Regions from separate parts of the Homo sapiens genome. Here region 1 is linked to region 2. A link is an interaction called in ENCODE POLR2A ChIA-PET data of the cell type or tissue named here. Cell type or tissue: GM12878. All regions are shown on one strand.

Region 1 (4,000 bases), 200 kb before region 2:
TTAGATTTATTGAGATATTTTATGATACGGGATGTGGTCTACCTTGGTTAATGTTCTGGGCACACTTGAAAAGAATGTGTATTCTGCTATTGTTGGGTGGAGTGTTCTATAAGTCTGTTAGATCAAGTTGGTTGATTGTGTTGTTCAGGTCTTCGTATCCTTCCTGATTTTCTGTCTCCTTGCTCTAGCAATTATTGAGGGTAGAGAAATCTCTGAATATAATTGTATATAACTGTGTATTTCTCCTTTCAGTTCTATCAGTTTTGACCCACATATTTCAAAACTCTGTTATTAGATACATACAAGTTTAGGATGGTTATGTCCTTTTTTTTAATTGACCCCTTTATCTTTCTAAAATGACCATTTTTATTCCTGGTAATATTTTTTGCCCTATAATTTATTTTGTCTGATATTAACAATCCATTCCCAATTTCTGTTGATCAGTGTTGCATAATACATTTTTTCCCCAACCTTTCACATTTAATCTATATGTGTTTTCATAGCTATAGTTAGTTTCTTATAGGCAGCATATAGTTAGGTCTTGCTTTTTTTTACTCAGTCTAACAATCTCTGCCTTTTAGTTGAAACGTTTAGACAATTTACATTGTGATTATTGATATGGTTGGGTTTCCATTCAAATTCTATAGAAATCCTGCTATTTGTTCAATCTGTTCTTTTTCCCCTCTTTTCCTGCCTTATTTTGGATTAATTAGAATATTTATTATGATTCCATTTTATCCCATTTGTTGGCTATTAGCTATAACTCTTTTTCAGAAGTTAAGGATTTTATATTATATATTTTACTTACCACAGTCTACTTTAAAGTAATATTATGCACTATTCCACATATACTATAAAGAACCTGACAACAGTACACTTCCATTTCTTTTCTCCTAGACCTTGTACTGTTGTTATACAATTCAATATTGAAGCGAGAGATTCTCCAGAACTTGCCCAGAAGCCAAGACGTCTGGAAAGGATCTCAGCCTCTGTCAGCCTGCAGCTTGGGAAGAGTGATTCACAGAGCCTGACTGTCCACTGCTGCTAAACCATACACTGGCCTTGGCTCACACATCTGACTGAACTGTCTCCTATGACTAACTGCCTCTCTTTCTTCAGCCTTGCAAGTTTCCTGGGAGTCCTGGGAGTGGACTTCACATATAAAAGGGGACTCTGGGAGACCTAGTTCCTGGCTTCTCTTCTGGAAGTCAGGGAAGAGTATAGGAAGGAGTGGCCACAGTGCCCAACTGACAATTGACAATTTCACCAAGTAAGTCCTTTTTGGGTTACTAGTCTTGTTTTCTTTTCTTTTTTTTTTTTTTTGGTAATTTCTAATTACCAAAAAGCAGTAAGACAGCCTCTGGAGAAATCTGTACAGCCAAAACACATATTAATGATCAAATATTAATATTTGTTTCCCTTTCAATCAAGAAAAGAAGACTAGCAATCCCCTTATTAGGTTAAATATTTATGGCATTCTTAAGGTTACCGTATTACTACATTCCAGATAATAACCAGGATATGCTTCTACCAGCTTAAAAAAAAGGCACAAGGTTAAGAAACAGCTCCATTATCTATAAATAAGCCAAACTGCTTTTTAAGATTTCATTAGTTAATGATACACACAAACTTGCATACAAAACCTGGCTTGCACAGTGTGTCAGGCTAAATTATAAACTGCTTTAGGATTTGGTTTCGATATTACTGCCTTGCAAAACTGACACACAGGGACAAGATATGGGTGAAAGGCCCAGTGCAGTAGCTCATGTCTGTAAACCCAGCACTCTGGGAGGCTGAGGTGGGCGGATCACTTGAGGTCAGGAGTTTCCAGACTTGCCCGACCAACATAGTGAAACCCTGCCTCTACTAAAAATACAAAAAATTAGCCAGGTATGGTGGTGGCGGGTGCCTGTAACCCCAGCTACTTGGTAGCCTGAGGCAGGAGAATCGCTTGAACCGGGGAGGCAGGGGTTGCGGTGAGCCAAGATTGCACCACTGCACTTCAGCCTGGGCGACAGAGCAACACTCCATCTCAAAAAAAAAAAAAAAAAAAAAAAGATATGAGTGAAGACACTGGTATCTTAATAGTCAAGCTGCTCTTAGGGGAAGAACTTTATTTTTGAGAAAAATTACTTGTTAGGCCTTTTAACGTGAGCCTCTTCATTTTACATGAGGGATCTTGAAGGTGCGTTCTGAAGGGAAACTGCAAATCAGAGATGGCTAGACCACTCTGTAGTAGCAGCTAAAACTTTGGGGCTAGGAACCAGTAGGAGGCAGAGGAAAGGGGAAAGTGCACGCAGGTTAGCAAAAGGCTAAAATCTGCAGAGAAGGAAGCCAGTGAGAAACGCCCAGTGGAGGAGGGAGCAATGGACTTCCAGAAACCAGGACATCCACAGTTCCATTTTCAGTTGTCTGCTGTGCTCTGCTATCCTGAACCTTTGGGAAAATGCCACTACAAATAGCCCTATAGAGGTGGTATTTAAGGAACAAAGAACAGGAGCAGTTTTGAGACAGCAGAAAAGGACACATAAGCACAGCAAAGTGACTAAAAAACTCACTTAGGTCCAAATCACAGTCACAGAGTGAGCTTGCGCCCCCACCCTTGGACTCAGAGAAGCTGGTGTTTGGCACTCCAGATGCAAAAATGGAGTTCATAGTTAGGAATGTGCTCTGCCAACTTAGAAAAAAAATTTTTTTTGAGATAAAGAGGGTAGAAGAAAATGTAAAATCACTGTAGAAAAACTTCAAGGTGAGGCATGAGGGCAGGTGCTGAAAAGGTGGAAGGAGAGTCCAGGCAGTTGGACAGAACAAACTAGTCGTTTTCATCCACTATTTGCAAGAATTAAAAAAAAGTTTGATAACACATTGGTTGGCCTGGGGAAACAGGTATGTTCATATGTTGCAGGAGGGAGAGAAGAACCTGCTTTATGGAGAGCAACTTGGAAATATTTATTACAAATTAAAATGCAAATGCCCTTTGTTCTGGTAAATCCAACTGTAAGATAATGTGTCCTATAGAGCTACACAAGTCAAGTGACTTAGGCTTACTGCAGCCTTGCTTATAACAAGCAAAAGATGGAAATAATCTATATGTCATTAATAACAGGCTGGCTATGAAAGTTATGATAGACTCGTGATATAGAGTATTACATGGCAATATAAAAATAAAAGAACGAGGAAGCCCTTTATATATTGAAAGGGACTGGTCTCCAAGATAGATGATCGGGTGAAAGAAGCAAACGACAGCCTAGTGTGCACTGTGTGCTACAGTCTGTGTAGTAACAGGAGGGGTGGTAGCCAAAGGAAAAAGATACTGTCTATGTTTAGAATCTCTTTGAAAGGACAGCCCAGAAACCTGTAACACTGAAACTGGCGACATGCTCTTGCTGGGAGCAAGAAAAACAGAGTGGCTGGGAAACAGGGATAGGAGGGAAGAAGGCTTCTCATAGAAAATATTTTTTTTTCTTTTTTTCCTCTTTAAAGTTTAGAATCACACAAATGTATTCACTATCTAAAATATAAACCACCACTGAAAACAGACATAAATATCAGAGGGCTGCTCTAGGAAGGTGAGAATTCTGCAGTGTATAGCGCCTTGGCTCACTCCCGCTTCCCTTCCTGGAGCTCCCTCTACAGTGCTCAGAGTCCTCTGCTGCCCCTGCCCCTGCCCTGTCCAATGACCCCAAGTGCCCCAGACTCCTCTCACCCCTCCTGGCCCTGCTGCAATTGGTTTTCACTCCCATACCTCCCTGCTTCACCGTGGGTCATCCAAGACCTTCTCATCACATTCAAGGGCTTCTTCTCAGCCACATCCTCCTGGACTTCAGACATGAGTGACCCTTACCTGGACCTTCTTCAAACTCACTCCTTCCTTTCTTCTCTTACCTCATGCTACCGAGGTTTTCTTTTCACATTTCACTTTCTTTCTTCATTTTACCCAAGATGTGCATATTTCCCAAAGCTCAGTCTTCATCCCTCTATTTTTCTCTCTCTCCCATGT
Region 2 (4,000 bases):
GCTTTGTGGACCAGAGGGTCTCTGCAGCAATGACTCAAGTCCACTGTTGCAGAACAAAAGCAGCCATACAAGAAAGGTAAATGAATGGGTATGTTTGGCTTCCAATGAACCTTTTACACTGAAATTTAATTTCATAAGCTTTTCATGTTATTAAATATTACTCTTATTCTAATTTTTTTAACTATTAAAAAATGTAAAACATAAAAAATGTAAAAACAGCTTGCAAGGCTTTCAAAAATAGGTGGCTGGCTGTAGTTTGCTGACCCCTGCTCTATCCTATGCTGAATAAAACTCTTCCATCATTCTAATACCACATACCACTGAAACTGACATTATGACAGCAGGTCGCAATGATTTGAGGAAGCATGCATGCCTTCATCTCTAAATGACTGGTGCAATGGGAGGGGGACCCTTCAAACCACTCAAGGAGGAGTCAGAGAAGATAATAACGGATTTCTTGGAGCTGTTCTACACAGCCACATTGTATAAAGAAAACAGGAGATTCAGCATTCAAGCTGCAAAGTCCCAGTGTATATGCTCAGAATTACATTGACAGAGTTCCCTAAATTCCATACCTCAAAAGGGCTCCAACATGCATATTTTACCATGACTTTATGGTAAAAATTGTGACTGTACCTCAACCTTTAACTTTAGGTTATTGAGTCCTCTACAAAACATTTTAAAAATGATGTTTCCCTGACATTATGGGCCATGGTTATATACAGCTCTCTTGGGGCTGATGAGGTCCAAAGGGCATAAGATGTTTGTTGCACATCTACTTTTTTTGTTGACTCAAAAGCCAAACTTCTTCCTGGAATAAACAGTTGCCATAATTTTCAGGTATATTTTTTCATTTCAAAAACATCTATATTTTGCTAATAGGTACAAAACTGAGAACTTAGGTTTTCATTAAATATTTTGGGATGAATATCAGAAATGAATACATTTCAGAACTACTCACTGAAAACATATTCCAGAGAGGTGGGAAAGGTAAGATACATAAACAATTATAACAAGAGGAGGTGACATTTGATTGAGACCCACCAGTCCGAGCTCCCTAAGTCCTTTGCATTATCAGTGCCTAAAAACACTGCTTAGGGAGACAGGGTGAGTATCTTTAGGTAGGTATGTTTGCTAAGGAGTTTGGGCTTCATCAGGCTTAAAACTGGAACCTATTAGAATACTGAAAATAATTGTTTAGAAAAGATAATTCTGGTTGGGCACGGTGGCTCATGCCTGTAATACCAGCACTTTCGGAGGCTGAGGTAGGCGGATTGCTTGAGCCCAGGAGTTCGAGACCAGCCTGGGCAACGTGGCGAAATCTTGTCACTACAAAAAATACAAAAATTAGACAGGCGTGGTTGTGTGCACCTGTGGTCCTGGCACTTGAGATGCTGGGATGGGAGGATCAGTTGAGCCTGGGACATCTAGGCTGCCGAGATCATGCCACTGTACTCTAGCCTGGGCAACAGAATGAGACCCTGTCTCAAATAAAATAAAATAAAATAAAATAAAATAAAATTAAAATTAAAATTAAATAAAATTAAAATAAAATTATAAAATAAAATAAAACAAAACAGGTAATTCTAATAGTGTTGTGAAGAGTGGATTGCCAGTGATAACTAGAAACAGAGAGGCCAATAAAATAATTCAAAGCAGTAGGTCTGCACTCAAGTACCAGCGTAGGGACTGGGAAGAGAGAATATGTTTAAAAGACACTCAAAGTCAAGATTTATTAGCACTCCCTGGCAGGTGTGAGTTGTACGCAGAGATGAGAGGAGAAAGGAAAGGTGAAAGTCATGGATGACTTTTAGATTTTTAATATAGGTACTGTGTAAATGTGGTACCAGTTATAGTACTGTGTAATGTGGTAGGAGTTATAGTTGGACAGAAGGTTGAGCTGCCTTTTTTGGTAAAGAGAATCCCATTTATTGAAGGGATTCCAAATACAAATTCAAGTGTTGGATTATAAGCAAAGGTGAAGAGATAATAGAATATATAACATTCAGGTAAACATCAGAAAATGCACATGCTAATTTGAGCAGTACAAAGGGGAAGTAAAATAATGTCCAAGGTCCTGTTTTATTCTAGGTTAAAGTGCTTTGTTTATACCTTTATTATATTTATGTCAATCTTATATATTACAACTTGTTGTACTATGTCTCCCAGCTGGACTGTGAGTTTCAGGGACCTCACTTATTCTTCATCTTTTTATCTCCATAGTGCCCTGCACATGGCAGGTGTGCAAATATAATCAGCACACCTAGTATATATACTGCTTATTATTTTGTTAAATAAAAGTTTTATGGCAACTTAACCTCATGACATTTAATATACTGGACTACTTGCCATTCTCTCTTCACTGAATTTTTCTACTGCTCTGACTTGCTGTTTTATTGACAATGGCAACTACTACTGAAATTCCATCCATTCTTTACAGCCCAACTGAAATGTTATTTCCCCCATAAGACCTTCCAGTGGCATATCATCTTGCCTATAAAGGGGACAGTGATTGATCTGTTACATTTGGGAATAGCTTCCAGAGCCTAAGGTAGTGCTTTTATGTACTTGATACATAAGTACAGTATTTGCCTAATTACACTGGAGTGATGTCTTTTTTCTTTTTTTGAGACACAGTCCCACTCTGTCACCTAGGCTGGAGTACAGTGGCACTATCTCTGCTCACCACAACCTCCACCTCTCAAGTTCAAGGAATTCTCCCGCCTCAGCCTCCCAAGTAGCTGGGACTACAGGTGTGTGCCCAGCTAATTTTGTAATTTTAGTAGAGATGAGGTTTCACCATGTTGGCCAGGCTGCTCTCAAGCTTCTGACCTCAAGTGATCCGCCCACCTTGGCCTCCTAAAGTGCTGGGATTACAGGTGTGAGCCATGTCTTAAACGTAAAGAAGTTCCATTCAGGAAAAACCTAGAATGGATTTTGTCTTCCTTATCGCTGAAAGGACCAAGGAAAAGACCCTAGGCGTAAAAATCAGTGAGTCCATTCAAATAAGACATTAGCATGCGTGATAAGAAAAGGCAGGGCCTTACAAGTCAAACTTGGTTTTAAATTCTGGCTAACAAGTGTGTAATACTGGGCAATTTATTAATCCTTTGGAACCTGGGATTCCTCATCTGTAAAATGAGATCAATGGCACTTTACCATACAGGGCAGTGAAGACTATACAAAATTACATCTTTAAAGTGTGTAGCATTCAGCAAATGATCAATAATCAGTGGCTATTTTTATTGTTTTTGGCATTAATTTCAGATCTATGATATAACCAATGATAATAATTTAAAAAAAATATCAGAACAGGAGTTCTGGAGGTGAGCTATTAAGTCTACATAATGTGTAAATTCTCTCAAGAAATCTAGTTAACTTCTTACTTACCTGAAGAGGTGACTATAGCTACTTAGCTTTCTAATGCATTTGGTTCAATAATCATATTTTATAAAATTGTGTCATCTATGGTTTTATGAAAAGATTAAAATTCAAATTCTTACATTCATGTATTTTAAATTAAGATTTTAACATTTGAAGCATGAACTTTTCAAAATTAAACAGCTGACTGACTTAAAGTACCTGCCTAAGAGCAGAAGCCATACTTTCCAAGTAACTTTATTGTTGAACCACAAATATGGCCAATTTTCTTTTATCTATCCAAAGTATCAGATTACCCAAAACTGTTTGTAAATAAAATTCTTCAAACTAATGACTAGCTGTCAAGAAATCTTAAATAACATCTGTGTTAAAACAAAGCAATTTCTGCATGGATATTACTTAATAAAGGTCTTTATTTGTTAAAAAATGATAACTTATGACACACGCTTAAGTTCTTGTCAGATACAAAAACTGAAGCTATTACCTACAGCCATCAATCTAGGTAAGGACACACAGTCCCCAAAATACCCACCCAGAGTCCCCTTTCAGTTTGAATATTCTCTTATTCTCTGATAAAAATCCTCTCTTGTCCCTATTACCCCTGACTGCTCTGAGGAGA

Evidence for each region. Peaks named below come from ENCODE experiments on the same cell type or tissue, not always from the same donor. Only the 100,000 strongest peaks of a DNase experiment are listed, where the experiment ranks them.
Region 1: POLR2A ChIA-PET joins it to region 2 with 8 read pairs; 11 of 35 experiments call an interaction of 5 or more read pairs at or near these places.

The regions. Positions count from the first base shown.
Region 1 is chr7:43,782,656-43,786,655 of GRCh38, reverse strand. The region is part of intron 2 of BLVRA (biliverdin reductase A); the gene reads right to left. Among named protein-coding and RNA genes, the nearest start is that of BLVRA, 26 kb to the right of the region's middle. RefSeq lists an enhancer at 2,148-2,297. In GM12878, no CTCF peak of the experiment used is centred here; DNase peaks (open chromatin) are centred at 1,725 and 2,285; H3K4me3 peaks cover 1,315 bases; H3K27ac peaks cover 1,644 bases.
Region 2 is chr7:43,587,460-43,591,459 of GRCh38, reverse strand. The region is part of intron 1 of STK17A (serine/threonine kinase 17a); the gene reads right to left. Among named protein-coding and RNA genes, the nearest start is that of STK17A, 6.4 kb to the right of the region's middle. In GM12878, no CTCF peak of the experiment used is centred here; a DNase peak (open chromatin) is centred at 359; H3K4me3 peaks cover 3,348 bases; H3K27ac peaks cover 4,000 bases.